Regions from separate parts of the Homo sapiens genome. Here region 1 is linked to region 2. A link is a loop called in an ENCODE intact Hi-C map of the cell type or tissue named here. Cell type or tissue: A673. All regions are shown on one strand. Each heading gives the region's core, and the rest is flanking DNA. Links, peaks and the distances in the headings are about the cores only.

Region 1 (10,791 bases), core at 977-8,976, 190 kb after region 2:
CCTTTATAAACAATTTTCAGTATAATGAATTGCTAGCTTAAAGATGACTACTTTGTTGGTTTACTTTTAAATACCATTATGAACCCATTGATTTAAACATTTTTCATAGGCTTTGATCTGTTGCAATTCTTCACCATATTAAAGCTTAAGCTGTTTCATCTTTAATCAGTGTGAACCTCTTTAAGTTGGCTCCTGAGTCTTTTTGACATAACCCTTGTAGTATTTAATATTTTCCTTACTGTCTAGTAAGACAAGGTGTTCTAGGCTCAACTAATACATTACTTGGATTGGAAACAGCCATTTTTCAAGAACTTATGGTTTTGAAATGATATTTCAAGATCACAGTTAAGATACCAGGGATGTTCATTTGTTCATGAGTTAGTTAAATCACTTTTAGACTTTTTAAGTTGACAAAGCTAGAAAGTTTTATGTGTGGGCACACACAGAGTTATATTTAAGGATTAAATACATTATACTTTTATAACAGCTTTTTTTTTCTTGAGAGCAGAACAGTTAACACTATTTATTTCCTATGATGAAGTTCTGTTGAGATCATCTGAGCATCCTCTGACCCCCTGTTTTTATTCATGCTCCTGAAAGTCCCATATTAAGATTTTTCTTGGGTTCCCAACTAGCCTAAACTGAAAGTATAAAATCATAAAGATAGATGTTTGCAAGTTTTGCTATTTGTATAACAGCAAAACAACATTTACTTAAATTAGAATTTAATTAAGACTACTACAAGTTAAGATTACGATTGTTTAAAGTCCAGATACTTTGAGATAAACTCACTTTATTACAGAATATTTACCTGTTTTGTTCAAAGGAATCCAGCTTTGTTTGTATCCTATAGGGTCCCTCTGATTTAGGGGTGTCTTACAAACAGCTATGCAACTTTGAAAACACTACTTTATCAATGTACAATAATGTAACATACAAAGAAATTGGATAATTTGGGGGGCCACAGAGATTATTACTTTCTACCTAGTACATAGTTTTTGCTTTTGTAAGTAAAGCTCTTTTGGTGAAAGATAGTTTGGCTTAGGCCTATCTCAAAATCATGAGATATTTAACCTGGGTTTATTTTTCTGTTTTGGAGTTGTGTGTTTATTCAAAAGATGGTTTATGAAATAAAGCCATTTGTTTCCAATTGTGCAAGTCTTAATCCTGTAATTAATAACAGATTTTTTTTCAAAAAAGAAAAGAAACCATTCTCTTTTGCATTAAAACTTTTTGGGTAGCCTTTCAAATATTTTGGTGCCATTTAAATATTCTCTATTAAAACAAGTCACATTAAAAGGGCTTTTCTGCAGAATAACCATCCTTTCAACAAATCTATGGTTAAGATCCCACTCCCTCATTGTTTTCTCCTAAGGAATAGAATGTTGTTTATATCCTAAAAATTACCATGAAATGGTGATATATGTACCTTAATTTCTGACACAACCTAGGTTATTCTGAATGATTTGCCGGAACTTCCAGGGATATTTTTTATATTAAAATATATACTTGTGGTGTTGCAGATAGGCAGGAATCTAAATGTATAGGGCATGCCCAACTGCATCAGACAAATCAGTTATGTTTTTCTCCTGTTTTTCTTTTCAACCTCAGCAGTTAAAAAAATTATGGTAAAGATGTTTTTAAGAGAAAGTATGGCTAGTCAACAAAGTATACAGCCTGTAAATAGCAAGTTTGAAACTTCCACTCTTAAAGTTCTTTTAATTCTTCTTAAACTTACTTGCTAATTTCAGTTTTTTCTACCTCTTAGGATTTCAAAGGACCCAATGCTTATGTGATTTGATGTATAAGAACTGTTCTAAATGATTGTTCTTCATCTTTTCCTGGAGATATTTAAGTAGATCATTAATTCCTTAACTGTCAGCTCATTAAACAGTGGGTTATTACTAGGCACATGTATGTAACCTTTGATTCTCGCCATTTTAAAACAGGATGAATTTTTTTTTAAAAATTGGTCTATGTGGCACTTATCTTCTTCAGGCCACAGTTTTTTCATCTGATCGATTAAACAAATGTAAGCCTGCTGTATTCATTTTGGAAGGGGGAGTTACATTTACCCAGGAACTTTAAGTTTTATCTTTCCAGGACAAAAAATTATATTGGATTCCCTCTGTGATAGCTCTTTCTTTTCTGTCTCTAGGTTGAGAAGAAAAACCTGGCCCTTGTTCTTAGCCACTTTAATGAAGCATCACTTGCCACAGAGAGGGGAAAATAGCAATTTGCATTCTGAGATAATTTAAGACTAACCTTTAACTATATGTGCATTAATGTATGGCTAAAAATATGTATCAAGATTTTAAAATTATTAAAGGAAGCTTACAGATGATAAAGAAGATAAATATTTGAAAGAAAAATTAATCTTTGAATATATAGTCTGCTCTTAACAAGAAGCACTATGTGATTTTATTCTTTGATAGCAAAGATTGTTATAATTATTAAAACACTCTCACTCAAGAGCCCGTTTGTGTGTGTATGTGTTTGTGTGTGGGTGTGTGTGATTTTTTTCATGCTTTTGAATCCATTTCTAACGAAATTTGAAGTCTCAAAAGGCTAGAGTTTCTAATATTTATTACTTACTGCTGAGTTGGATTTTCAACCTAAGTCAAAATTACAACTGTTTCCTATAACTGTTTATTATCTTTAAAACTGTTAGAACTTATATACGGCCTCCTTTTGAGCAACAAATTCGCCTCCAAACCAGAATAATAAAAACTATCAATATGTTTTTTACCCCAAAAGACTACTAGACACCACCAATACTTTGCCCTTTCTCTTCATGAGGAGGGATAAGAAAAATGATTGCATATGTATATATGATTGTGCCATAATTTTAATTAGCTTAACACTACTGTCAAAACTGTCCTGTTTGCCAAACTCAAGATAAAAGAAGCGCTGACAAATCAAAAAGGAAAGCTGATCTCTCTTATGGTAATTATATACAAAATGAATATATTTCAATAAATGTGTACTTTTGGACAAATGAATAGGAACAGTTAAGGTAATGCATAAAGACTGCCAGAATAACTAAGTTGATTTGAAACAGAGTTACTTTTTAAGTTTAAAATCGCTTGCCAATTGTGACAATCATAACACACATTTTATAGGATAAATTAAAGGACCTTACAAACTCATCAGTAACTTCATCAATAATATATTCTTATTTTTAGAGTAATCATTTACTAAATTCTTAAAATATTTATTCATGTGAAACTTCAGTGCAGGACTTCACTGTTCCCCATTCTGATTTTGTTCATTATTGTAATAAAATCACCAAGAGTATTTTAGTCCTGTAAGTAAAAAGTGGTTCTGCTTTTCCTTCACACTTGCATAAAGTCCTCTGCTACAAGATTCAGAGTATTCTAGAAGAAATATCAAAAGAATGATGACTTCAGTAAAGGATTTTACTGCATGCTCTTAACAATGGGTTCTGCATGGAATAGCCTAAGGTGCACATGCTTCCTCCTCCCGTGAGCAGACTGAGGATTTCTAACACTCTTGGTGCAAATACAGATGATGTTGTGAAATAATTCAAGATAAAATGAATAAGAAGTAATGACCTCAGTCTGAATGACACTGATGAGAAAATTAAGTTGTGGTTGATGTTTTAGTTTTTAATTGAAATATAACAACGCCCATCTTTCTTTCTTCTTGATCTATCGATGTTAACAGACTAAGTATACTTCTACAAACTGGAAAAACTCTTTAAATGTTATCTTTTTCAATTGACACGTTAGAATTCAAAGAAGTTTAAAAAAATCTAATATACAAAATAACTAATAAATCATCGGAAAAATTTAAGGAAGATGATTTTGCCAAACTAAAAAACACATTATTGTTGTGTTGACCAAACTGCTCAGAACAATAGTTAAACATTAGGCATAATGCCTCCAAAGTGTCCTGTTGCTTTTTATTACAATGTGGTTATTTACATAGTTTCAACATAAATCTTTCTTCTTTACAGGATATAATTGAACAAATCAAATTTATAACCATGAGTGTTACAGAAATGCCACAGCTACAGATAAATTTTATTAAATCAAGCATGCTAAGTCCAATATTGAAGAACAGGGGATATTCTTCTTGAGGCTACTGTGTACTCCCTGGTGCCTGCTCTATGATTTATAGGTCCCAGACTTACCAGCTTGGAAAGAATATCACTTCTGGTAGGATAGGAACATTGACACTATGGGAATCTTGAAAGAAGAAAAATATCTCTACATTTATAAGTACTTCAGGCAAAACTTAGTAGGAGTGTATTGGATGTTGTCTAAATACTAGCCTTGGAATACATATGTTTATAAGGGTAATGAAAGTCCTTCTGGCAAGAAGACTATGACCTCGGGAGCTTCACAGATCCTCCAGGGAGAAATAAAATACGAAATTATAGTTTCCTATGGATTTAGTTTGTTAACCATATCAACCAGTACATTTTTAAATAAATAAAACCAACTAAATAAAGAAAACATCAAATTAGTGATACTGAATTAGAAAATAGCTAAACAAATTTGTGTGGTTAAATCTTCACTTTGGAGATGAAATGACCAGAAACAGACACTGAGTGGGCAAAATGGACACCTTGCTCTGCTGCCATTGTGGTTACACACCTCAGATAACAGTTGGGAAGAAAGATACTTTATATCCTCAGATAAACTTTAAAGAGCAAAACATCCCACAGAGCACTAATTCCTCAGTAGTGAAGCCTTGAGCCCTTTCTTAAGTTGCTACCTCTCTGACTTTTGAAATACTGATAACTAGAGATATATGATGACCTTTGACCCTTGCAGATATAAAAATCAAGTGAATGAATTTTTATTTTCCAACCTTGAACAGACTAACTTTGGTAACATTTTTTGTTTCTTTATGGGTTTTTACTTTAAGTACCTTCTATATATATATTTTTAAATAGACAGTTATTCTGAAACCTGGACATTTTTTGCAAAATATTGCAAGAGAAAAATATTTATTTTTGTAAAATGCTTCATGTGTCCTGTTTTTTTTTTTGTGTGTGGTTGTTGTTGTTGTTTTCCACAGAGGCCACATGATGTGTGGCACAGTGAGGGACTAGTATCATCTGCAGATGGAGCAGGAACCAAAAAAGTTCTGTCGGTTCAACTGAAATATTTTACTATGAGTTTGCTTTTGTTTAGTTTTACAAATCTGTCTTATACCTTCACAGTGGATCATTTAACCCTTGCTTCTGAATTTTTCCATTGAATTTGTTTTAGTAAAATTACTTACCAAAAATAGACACTTGGTTAAAATAAGATCCCTAACAAATGGATCTTTAGATTCATTCCTTACTGTTCCCTTAAAAATATAAACACACTTTATGATCTTGCTGTGAAACCATTTTTTCTTAATACTGTAGTTTTCAATTTTCTAGTTTTCAAGTTTCTGTTTCTAAAATGGCTAGTTTTCTGGTTGGTTAAAACAAGTCAGAAGAATGAGATACGGCTGGTGATTTTCTCTTCTCTTATGTACATTAAAATATTTGACAGCAATATTGGTACGCTTTGGTTTCAAAGTATGCCTGTCTTTTCATGAGAAGAAAAAATAATTTTGGGGACTATACTGCCTCTCAGTGGTTCGTTTAATATTTATTTCAATCACAAAATATTTTATGAGATGAAAAACCTAAAATTTTCAATAATAGATTTCTCAGTGTTTTTACTTCGATTAGCTCATAAGAAAAACAGTAATGTGAGTTATCTTGCAATATATGTTTGTCTACCCCCATTGATTGGACACCAATAGCCATGATGTGTTACAAAGAGTTTCAAGGTCTACTTTCCCCAAAGAAGGAATGAATTAGTCTATATGCAAAGGAGGCATTGATGTATTCTGAAAGAGAAGGTGCCAAACCAGGCTGAGTAAAGGGCATAATCAGCTTGGAAAAGTTCATTGTTATGAGTTATGAAAATTCATAAGTCCAGATATTACCAAGTGGCCTTTTTTTTTTTTTTTTTTTTTTTTTTTTTTTTTTTTTTGAGACGGAGCCTTTCTCTGCCACCCAGGCTGGAGAGCAGTGGTGTGATCTCGGCTCACTGCAACCTTCACCTCCTGTGTTCAAGCAATTCTCCTGCCCCAGCCTCCCAAGTAGCCCGGATCACAGGCATGCGCCACCACACCAAGTTAATTTTTTTTATTTTTAGTAGAGACAGGGTTTCACCACGTTGGTCAGGCTGGTCTGGAACTCCTGACCTCAGGTGATTGACCTGCCTCCGCCTCCCAGGGTGCTGGGATTACAGGCGTGAGCCACCTTGCCCAGCCACCAAGTGGCTTTTTGATCTGTATTTTGGTATCCTAAGAATAAATCTTACAAATTAGAGAGTTTAAAGTTTACTTTAACCTCTCTACCTGTTAAGTTGGCTTAGTTCAACTTGTGTGTGTGTGTGTGTGTGTGTGTGTTTCTATAAACACGGGGCTATTCCAAGAACCTGCAGAAGGACAGAGTTGAGTACAATTTGGTTTCAATCATCAAAAAAATTATTATTCATTATAACAAAAAGGGAATACTCCACTTTTGTCCCCTTGACATTACTCAGCATTTGTTGATGAATTGAATAATCAAAGCTGTCAACTATTTCTCCTTTTAGTAGTAGTATCTTTATAATTTGCTGTAAGATGTTATGCCAAAAACAGTGATGAAAAGAGTGGAAAAACAGGTTTCTGAAATCTATGAGTTTGCTGTATATAGGGTGAGGACCCACAATTTGGTGTCTACAGTTTTTCAGAAATGCCTCAGTTTTTAAATTGATTTATAATATTAATAGGCATATTGATTTATGATCTTGTAGGCTAATTTATTCAAGACTGTCAATGACTAGAAGTTTTAAAACAAACTAAACTGGAAGCTTGTAATAGTGTTGAATAGATAATCTTATTTAAGTTTTTACAATCTCACTTTCATACAAGTTCTAGACTTTTCAAGAAATAGGAAGCTTTGAAGAAAAGGAGTAGGAAAGAGGAAATGCACTGATTATTTTAGCAGATATATTTCTTGGCACTAGGGATCAATATGTTAGGCATAAGTAAGTCTTGGCAGAGGCTGCCAGAGAGCAGATGTTAATACCTTGTCTACTAACCCAGAACATAGAGTATCGCTTGATGATAAGGCAAGGAAAATTCAGCGAAGGAACATCCTAATTTGACTGAGTGGTTACCCAAAAGATGATGAATTTTAAGCTGCCAGTAACTCAGTTTACTCTGAATTAACAGGAATGAAACTTCCCCTCATGGGCACTTAAGACAAAATAAGGGCTATGTGAAGTTTCACTATAGCAAGCAAATAGACTTGCATTTTTCAAGATTTGCCTGTTGTGACAATAAATTTACATCTGCCATAAAATATTTGGAGTTTTAGAAGATGGATCAGCATATAGATAATCTCTGAAAACAAAAAAAGCTAGACAACATCATGCAGAAAGGTCTAAGCAGAAGAAGTGAGTAGGAGACAGAATTCCAGGGCTTCTAACATGTATAGTACAGAACTAAGAGAGTTATATGAACCTATATGAAGGGGGAGGAAGTGGGGAGGCGCATGGACCTTCTAAGGCATCAGCAATGCTTTCTCCTTTTATCCTGGGTGGTAAGTATGTAGTGTTTGCTTTATTATTAGTAGTATTATTTTTAAATGAGTACACATTTTACATAATCTTCTGAATGTTAATCATCTTTCATAATAAAATGAAAAAATGCCAAAACAGTAGAAACATTAGGAAAAAATTAAGTTTTACAAAAAAATGTTTAAAACCAGGGTAGCAGCAACAGCTTATTGAGAAGGTAGATTGTCCTAAGAAGTCAGCTTTATTAAGGTGTAATTCACCTACAAGAAAATGCACCCATTTTAAGTTCTATGAATTTGGCAAATATACAAAGCAGTGTAACCACCACCACATTTAACAGAACATTTCTATTACTTCAGACGGTTTCCTTGTGCCCCTGTCCAGCTAATCCTTACCCCTCTTCCCTGACCCTAGGCACCCACTGATCTGCTATTGTACTGTAGGAATTATCTAGAATTTTATATAAATGGTGTCATGTTATATAAATGGTGTCATGCACTCTTTTGTATCTGACCTCTTTGGCACAACATAATCTTTTTGAGACCTATTCAGGTGGTTGTGTAGATTAGAGTTTCATTCCTTTTATTGTTAAAAAGTATCTCACTATGTGGCAGCTATGGAAATGTACCACTCAGACCTCCTTAACAGAACCAGCTACAGCAGTTGCCCCTCTGCATCTACCACCATATTCTAGTTATGACTACACTTCTCTAGGAATGTTCCCAGCAGAGGACTAAGAATAGTGGAGGATTACTGTTGTCCCATTTCTGCAGAATGTAGGATTCCTTTAATGAGCATTTTTGGCTCAGAGAATCCCTATTTGTCACCCTGAGAGAGAGAGAGAAAGGAAGGAGAAGGAAGGGAGGAAGGGAGAAAAGGAGGGAGGGAGGGAAAGTGTAGACCAGTTCTAGAGAAAACATTTTCAGACAATGGTACCAAAGTCAGAAGTCAGAATAATCGTCATGTTAGGGACTATAGAGATTAATAGAACAGCAAATTCATTTACTTTCCTGAAATTTTGTGGAAAGCTATATAGACATCAACCATCTTTATCAAATTTACCTGACTTCTTTAATGGAAGTATGGGGGTATCACAGGATTAGTGCCCTTTGTAATTATCCCTTATTGTTTTGATTCTTTCATAACTGGTTTTATCCATTTTATTTGAGCTCTAAGGCCAAGCAATGCATGGATCTGTTTCAGCTCAGTGTGTTTTTCCACTGTGGTCTGGGACTGGCCCCCTCTGCCATACCCTTTTTCTTTCAAAGGCATATAGTATGGAGCCCCACATACACTCTGTCTGGAGGTACAGAATATGGTAGTTTAAAAATTGCACAGCGGGTCTCTCCCCAGGGGATACAGGAAATCAGAAAAAAAGTAAGAAAATATGCTCTTCAGTTATATAGCCAATCTGTAGGGGAACCATACAGGAATAGGAACAAGATGGATCCCAAATACCAACACCCTATCTTTATCACCAAATAGAAGCAAGAAATGCCCTAGGAAATTGCAGAATAAGTAACACCAGTTCCTACTTCCAAGATTCCCTAAGCCGGTTCATTTTAAGCCCTTTGACAATTATTTCCTAGTCTCCGGACTTTCATGCTTCCTGTATTCCTACTGAGAGGTGACGTGAAAAGGAGTCAGAGAGAAAGAAGGACAGACACAGAAAGTCTAATTGGGATTGTAAAGTAAGGATAGATTTTGTTATTTCTTGCAAACTGAGAAATCCTTTGAGAGTGTGTGGTAGTAGGATAATGCATGTTACACTGTTAACTTTTAGCAAACTTTACTTTTTCTGTATAGATAGCTCCTTCCTGATTCTGTAAGTACTTTAAGATTTGGCTGAGTGCAAACAGCTCGCATGTTTAAGCAGACCAACTATTAGGCAATTTTCCTAATTCTGCTTCTGTTAGCGTTTCCTTATCACTTACAGAATACCCATTGTGTCTTTTTCCCTTAATCACCTAGGAGGAAACATCTATCATCCTGTCCTGAAGGGAGTTCCTCCTTGGTCTGGTTGGACCTTTGTATGGTAATTAATTAAGATTTAGATCACCTATTAGGAAACCTTCTGAGTTAAGGATTTTTGATAGAAAGGCTACGGATTGTCAGTGACCTCAGTGCTTTTGGGCTATGCCCTTGTTTACACTGACAACAAGGTGGTAATGGAGTGTTATAGGGTTACAGAGAAGACCTTCAATTATCAATGATAGGTCTTAAATTTACCCTGGCTTTTAAAGGAATAGGGTACACTGTTTTTTCTTTACTACTTCCATCTCTCTTTCTTTCTCTTTGACTTCTTGTCTCTTTCTCTCTCTTCCTCTCTCTGTCTCTCTCTTTGACTCCTTCTTTGTCTCTTCCTCTCTCTCTTTCTGTGTCTCTCTTTCTTTCCCTCTCTGACTCCCTCTCTTTGTGTCTCTGTTTCTTCCTCTTTCTCTTTCTCTGACTTCCTGTCTCTTTCTCTCTTTCCTTTCTGCTGCCTCTGCCAGCTGTTATGCTGCTGTTCTCCCTTCTCCTTCCCTTTTTGATGGCTTCAGCAGTGTCAGACTGTCACCTCCTTGGGTTTTTGCACTGCATGCAATAACTCCATAATTTCCTTGTGTATTTATTGGGAGTACCCCCAGAGATTAGGGGGAACCCTAACCCTTTCTTTCCATATTGCAGCATGGGCATGTAGGATTAGATAAGCATACTTGCTATGTGTATACACATTTATTCTTTTTCCCTTTCCCAGTTCTAAGTCTTGGGTAAGTGCCACTAGTTCTGCTAACTGGGTGCTGGTCCCTGGGGGAAGAGGCTTACTTTCAAGTACAGCTACATCAGTAACTATGGCATAACCTGACCTTCGTATCCCATTCTCCACAAATGAACTTCCATCGGCATATAGGTTAAGGTCAGGATTAGCTAAGGGGACTTCTAAGAGATCATCTCGGGTGGCATAAGTCTGGACTATAATTTGTTGGCTGTCATGCTCGATTGGTTCCTCATCCTCTGGGAGAAAAGTGGCAGGGTTGAGGGCCATGCATGTTTGTATTTGAAGCACCAGTCCCTTAAGGAGTAGTGCCTGGTATCTAAGTAGGTGATTGTCTGATAGCCATAAACTTCCTTTGGCACCTAGTATGCCATTTACATCATGAGTAATCCAGACAGTGAGATCCTTTCCTTGTATTATTTTGATAGCCTCTTACACTAAGACAGCCACCAC
Region 2 (10,791 bases), core at 873-8,872:
TACCAGTTTTTCAGATGAGATTGCTGAGGATAAAGAATGCTAAATGATTCAGAGCCAAAATACAATACTGAATTAATTTTAAAATTGTAAAACCAATGCTTTTAAGCCTTACATTTTCTGGTTTTTTTTTTTTTTTTTTTTTTTTTTTTTTTTTTTTTTCTGAGACGGAGTTTTGCTCTTGTTGCCCAGGCTGGAGTGCAATGGCGCAATCTCGGCTCACCACAACCTCCACTTTCTGGGTTCAAGCAATTCTCCTGCCTCAGCCTCCTGAGTAGCTGGGATTACAGGCACATGCCACCATGGCTGGGCGCAGTGGCTCACACCTGTAATCCCAGCATTTTGGGAGGCCAAGGCGGGAGGATCACCTGAGGTCAGGAATTTGAGACCAGCCTGGTCAACATGGTGAAACCCCGTCTCTACAAAAATACAAAAAAAGCCTTATATTTTCTATCTTCTTCCTGCTTCTATTTATAAAATTTGGAGAGTCCACAGCATATCAAAGAAAAGTTTCACCACTCTTTTTTCTAACCATGCTTAATAATGCAATATGTTTCTATAGATTCATATGGTTTACAAATCACTTTCACCTTTGAACATGGCCTCATTTAATAAGAAATATATGAAATTCAATGATAATGACTTTATTTTGTAATTGTAACTTTATTTTGCAGAAGTTAATTGAGTGTATAATTTGCCAAGATCTCAGAGCTGAGCATAGCGACTCTGAGTTAATTGTCAATCTGAACTCCTAAACCTGTGTTTCCTGGACTACGGTAATTTACCTACGCTTTAAGGATGGTTTGACATTTTAATTACCTCTCACTATAGTTTTACCTAATGATTTTCTTTAAATCCTCCCCCTCTTTTTGTTACTCTTTTCTTAAACAGTATTGTTGGTAAATTCTCAGGCTTTGTATTTTTTCTAGTAAACACGACAATAAATATACATCTTCTTCACCTTTTATATCACCCCTGAGAATTACATTTCCCCTCATCTCTAGGTCTTTGACATTATTTGCTGTCTTTTCTAGTAATTACTACTTCTTACTCCTCATCCTTAATTTATCATCCATACCATCCTTTACATCACCCTCCTAATCAGAGTATTTATTTAACACCAATCAACCAAGCGCAAGCAGTTACAAGTCATAGATCACCTGACAATCAGAACAAGCTATGAATTTTAAAACTGACTTATATATGTGTCAACAGATAACCAAATGCCAAAATTGTTACATATCTTTTAATCAGGCACAATCATTACCACCTCCCAGCTCCACAATTTTCATATTATTCAATTAACCAAACAGTCAAGACCTCCACTGAGTGATTCCAATAGCAGTGAAGTAGACTGACATCTTAGCCCTTCCTTTTTTGAAGTTACAGACTAGCACGGTAAGTGATAAGTGCCATGAAGAGACATAATGCAGGAAAAGGAGGTAGAAAGAAAATCAGTATCATCTTTCTTCCAATACAGTTGCAACTCAACCAACTAAAGTCAAACTACATGACTTGAAGACTTTATATATAGTATTCCAGATCTCTAACCTTTCAGAGCTTTCAGAACACCATGTATGGGTACAGTTTTGGAAGATGTGGAGAAAAATTTGAAGCAAATGCATGGTCCTCTTATAAGTCCATGGACTCTGGATTATAGGAAATAGAAAAACTACCTAGGAGGCAATTATAATAGTCCAGCCTTAAGACAATGAATTAAAGTGGTGGTTGTGAGAATAAATAAAGATTTTAGATCTGGAGGAACAAGAGTTAAGATTTTACTTAGGGAATAAAAGAGAGGATGGATGAATCTCACATTTTTGTTAGTGACATCCAAGGATCCTAGGAAAGCCAGGGCTGAAGTAGATAAAAGTTAGAAACCTGATATAGATGCAAACCTGAGAGAAGACTAAGGCAGAAGGAGCACAAGAATGACCATTGTTGTTGTCAAGAGTTTAGAAATAGGTGCCTGAAGAGCAGCTCTGCTGACTTTAGTTTTGTACTCTGGTCGCTGTAAATGCTCTGTGTTGCTTTTATGATAAGTATTGTATCAAAAGCCATTGGTTGAGGTTTGCAGAACTCACCATGATTTCTTAAGCCTGGGTAGGAGATGCACCTAAGAGATTTGAGAACTCTTCTAGTTTCTTCTTCTTTTTAATGAAAAGACATTATTATTACTTTACTATATAACATATTAGTGAATACGGCAGCTTGTATTTTCTCAAATGGGAAATGGCAAATGAGGCACATTTTTCTGATTTCTCCAGGAAGCTCAGTATCATCTGTCTTTTGGAGGATTTAATTTCTTATGACATCTGTCATACTATCCAGAGGATACCAATGGTGCTGTTACAGCAAACTAAATATGGCCTGAGAGGGACGTTGTACTTCTATATTTGAGTCCTTGTGGATGAACTGTAATCTAATTTAATCGGTAGACAAGATTGAAAACCTAACTTAGGAATATGCACCTGTAACAATTGCTGAGTCTTGGCCAATCCTAGCAGTCATACTTCAACCACTCATGCACTGCTGAGTGTCAAACTGTGTTCAAATAAGGCAAATGCCAACCTGTAACCAATCCAGCTGTTTCTGTACCTCACTTCTGATTTCTGTATATCATTTTCCTTTTTTTGTCTATAAATTTTTTCTGACCACGAGGCATCCCTGTAGTCTCTCTGAATCTGCGGTATTTCTGGAGGATGTCCAATTCATGAATCGTTTTTTTCCTTGTTCAATTAAACTTTGTCAAATTTAATTTGTCTGAAGTTTTAACAGATCTGGCATCAGAAGTGGGATTCAAAGTAAAACTCTGGCGACCCCCAGAAATACCAGGTGACCAGGCGAGGTACCCGCTGAGCCCATTGTGCTCACTGTTCTCTTGATTGTAAATGGAGGTCATGGGTGAGTTTTCTCTCAGATTCTGAACTCCAGTAACTTGTGTTTTGGGGTCTCTGAGTTTACTTGAGCAATACTTAGACTGCACCGAGTCTAAGATCAAATTGGATTTGATAATTAACTGGATTGAATTCAATTAGAGGCCTTGGACCTTGGGTAGGTACTTTATTTTTAATAATGGAATTATCTCAGTCCAAGGAGTCTGGGACTCCACCTTCTGGAACTCCAGCTAATTTTATGTATAAAAATTATGGGCCCAGCACGTGTTTTTGTTTTGTTTTGTTTTGTTTTGTTTGTTCGAGATAGAGTCTCACTCTGTCTCCCAGGCTGGAGTGCAATGGCACAATCTCAGCTCATTGCAGCCTCCACCTCCTGGGTTCAAATGATTCTCCTGCCTTCGCCTCCCGAGTAGCTGGGACTACAGGCACCTGCCACCATGCCCAGCTAATTTTTGTATTTTTAGTAGAGACAGGGTTTCACCATGTTGGTCAGGCTAGTCTTGAACTCCTGACCTCAGGTGATCCACCCGCCTCGGCCTCCTAAAGGGCTAGGATTACAGTAGTGAGCCATTATGCCTGGCTCAACGTGTGCATTTTTAGAAAAATGGGTTAACCCCACTAAAGAGAACTTAAGATGGTCGAAATGAGGAAGTTATAATTTGGAAAAAATTGTGTATTTGTGAGGCATATTGGAAAAAGACTATGTCCCACAGAAACAGTGGGACATAGTCTTTCATTGGTATGCAGAGGTCTCCAAAAGACTAAATGAATCAAAAATTAACTCCTTGAAAGATTCTTTGCAAAAAGCAAATGGAAAGCTTAGGCACCAGACCAAGGACATGACAAAAGAGGGCTGTGCTCTGACTGAACTAACTTCGACTGTTTCTTCTCTTTATCCATTTCTGCCTATATACTGAGTCCACTAACCTTTTTGCTAAATTACCCTTTCACCCTGAAGATGATGAAAAAGAGGAAGTTAGATGCCTTACAAAGTAAGACCTGATCAGCCAGGCCTGTCTGCTATAACTACTTTCACTCCATGGTCTAAAACTGAGCTTAAAGTTTTGTGAAGGACTTCCCTTATTCAAGGGAAAATCTCAAAAATTTACTGAGGAATTTAGAATCCTAATAGGAGCTTACAAGCCAGGGCTTCCTGACCTTTACCAATTTATTCACATGATATTAGGGCCTGATGAAGCTCAAGAATGGATGGCAGTAGCAGAATGGGACAAACCTGAGGAGGGTATTAAAGACCCCTCCAAAAGCTCCTCATGAGAAGGACCAAAAGTAGCTAGAAAAATGGCTGAGCCGGGCGCGGTGGCTCACGCCTGTAATCCCAGCACTTTGGGAGGCCGAGGTGGGTGGATCACGAGGTCAGGAGATCGAGACCGTCCTGGCTAACGCAGTGAAACCCCGTCTCTACTAAAAATACAAAAAATTAGCCGGGCGAGGTGGCGGGCACCTGTAGTCCCAGCTACTCGGGAGGCTGAGGCAGGAGAATGGCGTGAACCCCGGGGTCAGAGCCTGCAGTGAGCCGAGATCGTGCCACTGCATTCCAGCCTGGGCGACAGCGAGACTCCATCTCAAAAAAAAAAAGAAAAAAGAAAAAAGAAAAAAAGAAAGAAAAATGGCTGAAAACATTTTACATTCAATTTCTAATATTTTTCTGCAAAAAGTTGATTAGTCTGTCATACAATCTTGTAAACAAAAACAAAAGGATGAACCAGTTTGAGATTACAGAACTCGCTTAGAGACATTGTTTGTGAAACATTCTGGGCTTAAAGTACGGCAAGGAGTATTTCCTGCAGGGACTGAAATAGCATTAACTGCTCTATTATAAATGGACTCCGTCCTGAACTTAGAAGTTTAATTAAAAAACATAAGCTTGGATGGGAAGTTACAGATATGACTGAATTGGTGGCTTTAGCTGAACATTTTGAGAGGACTCTAGAGCAAGAAAAAGCTCAAAAAGCTAACAAGCTGACCCTTCAGTTACAATGGCTACAGGGGCTGCGACCAAAGGGACCTTTCTCATTCTCATTTTAAATCACAACCGAGAGATCCTAGAACAAGAAATTCTTTACCCCAAGATATCTGCCTTTATTGCAAACAACCAGGGCATTGGAAAAGGGATTGACCGCTTTTATGTAAGAGGTCTGCCAATAAGCCTCCCTTTAGGCTGAACTGTTTCTCCACTAGAGGGAGCCCAAGAGACCTTAGCCCTCCTGATAATGGCATTGACGGGGCTCCCAGGGATTCTCTACTAAATTGCTCCCGTAATACCTTTAAATGAACATGGAGAAACAGGTTAAAATAAATGGGGAGTCGTGTACAGTCCCGATGAATACTGGAGCTATTCTATCTACCATAAACCCCACTTTAATAAGCCAGTAAATCCCTAGAAGTAAAAAGGGTCATTTTTGTGAGGGTTGTTTGTATTTTTAAAATTTATTTTACGTTCCAGGATACATGTACAGGACGTGCAGGTTACATAGGTAAATGTGTGTCATGGTGGTTTGCTGCACCTATCAACCCATCACCTAGGTATTAAGTCCTGCACCCATTAGCTATTTATCCTGATGCTCTCCCTCCCCCTGCCCTGCTGCCTAGGCCCCAGTGTATGTTGTTCCCCTCCCTGTGTCCATGTGTTCTCATTGTTCAGCTCCCACTTATAAATGAGAACATATGGTGTTTGGTTTTCTCTTCCTGCATTAGTTTGCTGAGGATAATGGCTTCCAGCTCCACCCATGTCCCTGCAAAGGATATGATTTCATTTCTTTTTTATAGCTGCATAGTATTTCATGGTGTATACTTACCACAGTTTCTTTATTCATTCTATCATTGTTGGGCATTTGGGTTGATTCCATGTCTTTGCTATCGTGAATAGTGCTGCAATGAACATATGCATGCATGTATCTTTATAATAGAATGATTTACATTCCTTTGGGTATATACCCAGTAATGGGTTTACTGGGTCAAATGGTATTTCTGTTTCTAGGTTTTTGAGGAATTGCCACAGTCTTCCACAATGGCTGAAATAATTTACATTCTGTGGTGGGGGTTTCAAATCAAGTTCAAGACATTCCTGTATCTGAACCCATCCAATTAACATTGGGGCCCTTTTCAGAAAAATATACTTTTGTACTATGTGATGCTGCTCCAGTAAACTTGTTAGGGTGAGATTTACTTTCAAGTTAAAAGGGCATGTAAACCTTCTTCAGAGTTTCCTGATTCTCCTGAAGCAGAATTGTTATGCTGTCTACAGAAATAAATTGATAAGATAGAAACTCAGGCCTGTAATACCCCTGATCTCTCAAAAATACTTGAATGTTTATGGGCCTCTTCCCCAACTGATATAGGAAGAATTAAAAGTGTGCAACCTATGAAAGTCCAAATAGATCATCCTAAACCTTTGCCTAAATTACCCCAATATCCACTAAAATCTGAAGCAATTCAAGAGCTCTAACCAATTGTAGAAGATTTAATTAAACAAGGACTCATACTCCCATGCAGGAGCCCTTGTAACACTCCAATCCTAGCAGTTAAAAAGCCAAAAGGATGAGGTTGAAGATTTGTTCAAGATTTACAGGCAATAATAAAATTGTAATACCAAGATTTCCCGTAGTCCCAAATTCTAATATTTTATTATCTAATGTACCCACTGATTCCAAGTGTTCACAATAATAGATCTCTGCTCAGCCTTCTTTAGCATTCCAGTTTATAAAGAGAGTCAATACTAGTTTGCCTTTACTTGGTAAAATCAGCAGTACACTTGGCCTGTAATGCCACAAGGATTTACCAAAGCCCTTTCTATTTTTCCCAGGCATTGCATCAAGACTTAATGACACTACAGTTGCCTCAAAATTCTACTCTCATTCAGTACATAGATGAATATATGCTGTCCCACTAAGGAGTGCTCTGTAATGGACTCAGTTTACCTTTTACAGCAACTTTCATACAAAGGTCACAAGGCTTCAGTGGAAAAACTTAAGTTTTCAAGGCAAAAAGTCCACCATTTGGGATGTGACTTGGCTGCTGAAGGAATTTCCCTCTCAACTAAGAGGATAACAGCTATTCAAAGTTTTCCTTGACCTGCAACCAAAAGACAATTAAGAAGTTTTCTTGGACTTGCAGGATGTTGCAGATTCTGAGTTCCAATTTTTTCCTTAATAGCTTCACCATTGTATGAGCTCACTAATAATGCTATACCAGAGCCTTTACCTTGGGAAGACAGTCATGAGCAGGCTGTTGGCCAAATAAAGTTGACCTTACAACAGCCCTCATCTTTAGGACTTCCAAATTACACTAAACCTTTCACCTTGTTTGTTCATGAGTGTAACAATCAGGCATTAGGAGTCCTTGCTCAAGAACATGGTGGTGAACATAGGCCCATTGCATACTATAGCCTGCAATTATACCCAGTCACTAAGGCATATCCTAATTGACTAAAAGCAGCAGCAGCAGTGGCCAAACTGGTAGAAACTTCATCAGATCTTGTTTTAGGAAATGAACTTAATTTGCAAATCCCACACGCTGTGTAAAGTCTATTAAATTCCAACCAAACCCGCATTTTTCAGTAAGCAGACTAACATCTTATGAATTACTTCTCCTATCTCCTTCTAATCTTCATCTAAAACACTGTAATCTACTTAACCCTGATACTGTTATCTCTGCCCAATGATGGTGAAGACCACAATTGTGTAAGTGTAATGATATGATTTAGCTCTGTGTCCCCACCGAAATCGCACCTTGAATTGTAATAATCCCTGTGGGGATTATTGAATCATGGGGGTGGGTCTTTTCCATGCTGTTCTCATGATAGTGAATAAGCCTCATGAGATCTGATGGTTTTATAAAGGGGAATTCTCCTGCACATGCTCTCGTCTGCCACCATGTAAGACGTTACTTTGCTACTCATTCACCTTCTGCTTCCCCAGCCATGTGGAACTGTGAGTTAATTAAAAACCTCTTTCCTTCATAAATGGCCCAGTCTCAGGTATGTCTTTATTAGCAGTGAGAACAGAATAATACTTGTAGTGTCAGAAATAGTGGCCCTTCATGTTGATTTCTAAGACACTCCACTGGATAATCCTGAATTAATACTTTTTTATTGATGGATCCTATGTCAGAAACTCAGAAGGAAAATTTCAGGCAAGATACACTGTTACTACCCAAAATGAGTTAATAGAGAAGGGAACTCTTCCTCAATTTAAGTTGGCCCAACCTGCAGAGCTTTTTGCCCTCACCTGAGTTTGTCATATAGCTAAGGACAAGTCAGTAAATATTTATACAGATAGCAGATGCGCTTTTGGAATACTACATGATTTTGGAATGATATAGAAACTATGAGGGTTTTTCACATCTAGTGGAACCCCCATCAAAAATTGACTCAAAGTAGATGAACTCTTTTCTGCTATCCTTTTACTATTGCAGGTTGCTGTTGTTAAGATTGAAGCTCATACTTGTAGAACTGAACTTGAAAGTCAGGATAATGCTTTAGCAGATGTTTATGCTGAATCAGGTAGTGCTGAAACTGTTAAGATATGCAATCTGAATGAACTACATAAGATTAATCCAAGCCAGCTTCCTTACGACGACTTATTTAATAAACAATGCAATGCATCTCATTTGGAAAAACAAAATTGGTATCTAAAAGGATGTAAATTTAATGTAAAGTGCAGACTCATAGCCCAGATAGCTGCCTGGTGCTTCCTGAGTCTTTGAAGCTTCCATTGTTGAAAGCTCTGCACTCCACAACTCATCATGGAACAGACAAAATGATCCAATTATGAAAAAAATACTGGTGGGGTGACTTCCAAAACTGCTAAAATGGTTTATAACCAGTGTTTGACTTGTCAAAGCAATAATCCTGGAAAAACAATCAAAGTTTCAGGTAATATATGTCTACCACCTGATGGAGTATTTTAGCATTTACAGATAGACTTCATTCAACTGTCACCCTCAATGGGATATCAGTATATTCTTGCAATAGTTTGCATGTTTTCTGGTTGGATAGAGGCCTTCCAATGTAGTAAAGCTGATGCTGTGATAAGAAATTAGAAAATCTTTTTCCTTTTTTGGGGGATCCCTGGAAAAATCTTCCAGTGATAGAGGAACTCATTTTATTGGGCAAGTTATAAAGCAGTTAAATAAGGTGCTACCAATGCAGCGGCATTACCATTGTCCCTACCACCCTCACTCTTCTGAAAAGGTTGAAAGAACAAACGTCATATTAAAACTGCAGTTGGCAAAGTTAACTGAATCAATTGGGTTGCCTTGGCCAAAGGTACTACCTTTGGCTTTAATGGCAATCAGATCCACTTTTATTGGAAAACATAAGTTGACCCCTTATGAAATAGTCACTGGAAGGCCTCATGCTTCTCCTGCTCTCTTAAATTCTGATATAACTAAGTACTGCAAGGCTTTAATGCATTATGCCAAAGTATACTTTTGCCAGGTAAAGGAAACTTTTTGAGATCCACTAACTGAGGACAATCAGACCCTCCCCATGGTTTAGAACCTGGAGACTGGGTCTTCTGGAAACAATATCAGAGGAAGACTATTTTTGAACCTTGTTGGAAGGGACCTTACCAAGTTCTCACCACCCACACTGCAGTGAAGCTTCAGGGCCTTGAACCTTGGGTCCACGTCTCACAACTCAAAAGGACCCCTTCTGACTTGTGGAACTGTACACCTGTTGGAGACTTTAAGATAAAGTTGACCAGGGAAATCTCTCTCCAGGAAGAGATGCCATCCTAGTTGTGGACAGCTTTCCTAAGATCATGGATCAAGACTTCTCTACCATCATGAAAGCCTTATGTGTTCTTCTGTTTTCCTCATCTTTTGTTGCCCTAATCCTTTCGTTTTCTGTACAGGAAAATCCATGGGACCATAATCAGTTGATGGCTTTAGCTCAAGCTTGTGCTGAACACAAAACCAGAGTAATTGTTGGATTTGTGGGCTAATGCCAAAAAATCAGGAAATGATTCCACTGATGCCAATGCCTCTCTGTGTTCCCAGTGAGAATCACCCTGAGACTCCAAGGGAGGAATGGAAAACTATTATTGATATTCTAAACATCACTGCTATTTGCTTTCCTACGCTCACTAACTTTTTCAATCGATAACTTGATCATTGCCAATTATAAAAAAACAATCCAAGTGATGCAAGCAAAAGGTATATTGTGCTTCCAAGGTATCATGCACTCAAGATTTGGGAATTACCTATGTTGGTACAAGTAATTGCTTGTATAATGTAACTGGATTAAACCCAGTAGGGTCTCCTTTTACTAAATGTGGTTATACACCCTTACTATATATTATAAAGGAGCCACAAAAAAAGTAAATTTCCCACTGGATGTTGTTCAGGAGCTGTGCAGATTTATGGATGAACAAACTTGACTGACCTCTGCTCAAATGTAACTAGGGGGCCCTTTTTTCCAAGCCCTGAGGATCTATATTGGGTCTGTGGAGAATCTGCATATTCTGTTCTACCTCCTCGTTGGTTCAGATCTTGTTATTTTGCCTGGCTTGCTCCTGTTTTTTTAATAGCTTCCCCTGAAAATTCTCATGATAGCCCTTATAATTGGAGGCCAAAATGATCAATAACTGAAATTAGCACTAGCTTTGAAAAAGATAAGGATAAGCTAGTTTCCACTGATGAAATATTCCAGTGGGGCTCCTGGGGGCTCACTCTTGGTGGTAGTGGGGTATCAGTTGTATGGAATTTAAAGCTAATTTGTGAATTGGGGAAAATCTTAGATTTTGTAGCCAATTAGACCTCCTAGAGTTTCAGATGGGTAAAAGCTACTCTCTGAAAAGTAGATGACAACATACACATTCAAAACAAGCACTTAATGGAACATCATGCAGCTTTAGATATTTTGCTCAAGCTGAAG

Evidence for each region. Peaks named below come from ENCODE experiments on the same cell type or tissue, not always from the same donor. Only the 100,000 strongest peaks of a DNase experiment are listed, where the experiment ranks them.
Region 1: it touches region 2 in a loop (4-fold over the local background); 21 of 110 quality-filtered maps call a loop at or near these places.

What each region holds. Positions count from the first base shown.
Region 1 is chr3:151,655,497-151,666,287 of GRCh38, forward strand. LINC02066 (long intergenic non-protein coding RNA 2066) reads left to right here. Exons shown (of 5, transcript NR_183765.1): 5 at 2,159-2,474. Among named protein-coding and RNA genes, the nearest start is that of AADACL2, 73 kb to the right of the region's middle. In A673, for the core only: a CTCF peak has its summit at 5,635; a DNase peak (open chromatin) is centred at 5,575; H3K27ac peaks cover 2,808 bases.
Region 2 is chr3:151,463,403-151,474,193 of GRCh38, forward strand. It overlaps a transcript of IGSF10 not described here. Among named protein-coding and RNA genes, the nearest start is that of IGSF10, 7.7 kb to the left of the region's middle. In A673, for the core only: a CTCF peak has its summit at 5,068 (motif pointing right); a DNase peak (open chromatin) is centred at 5,119.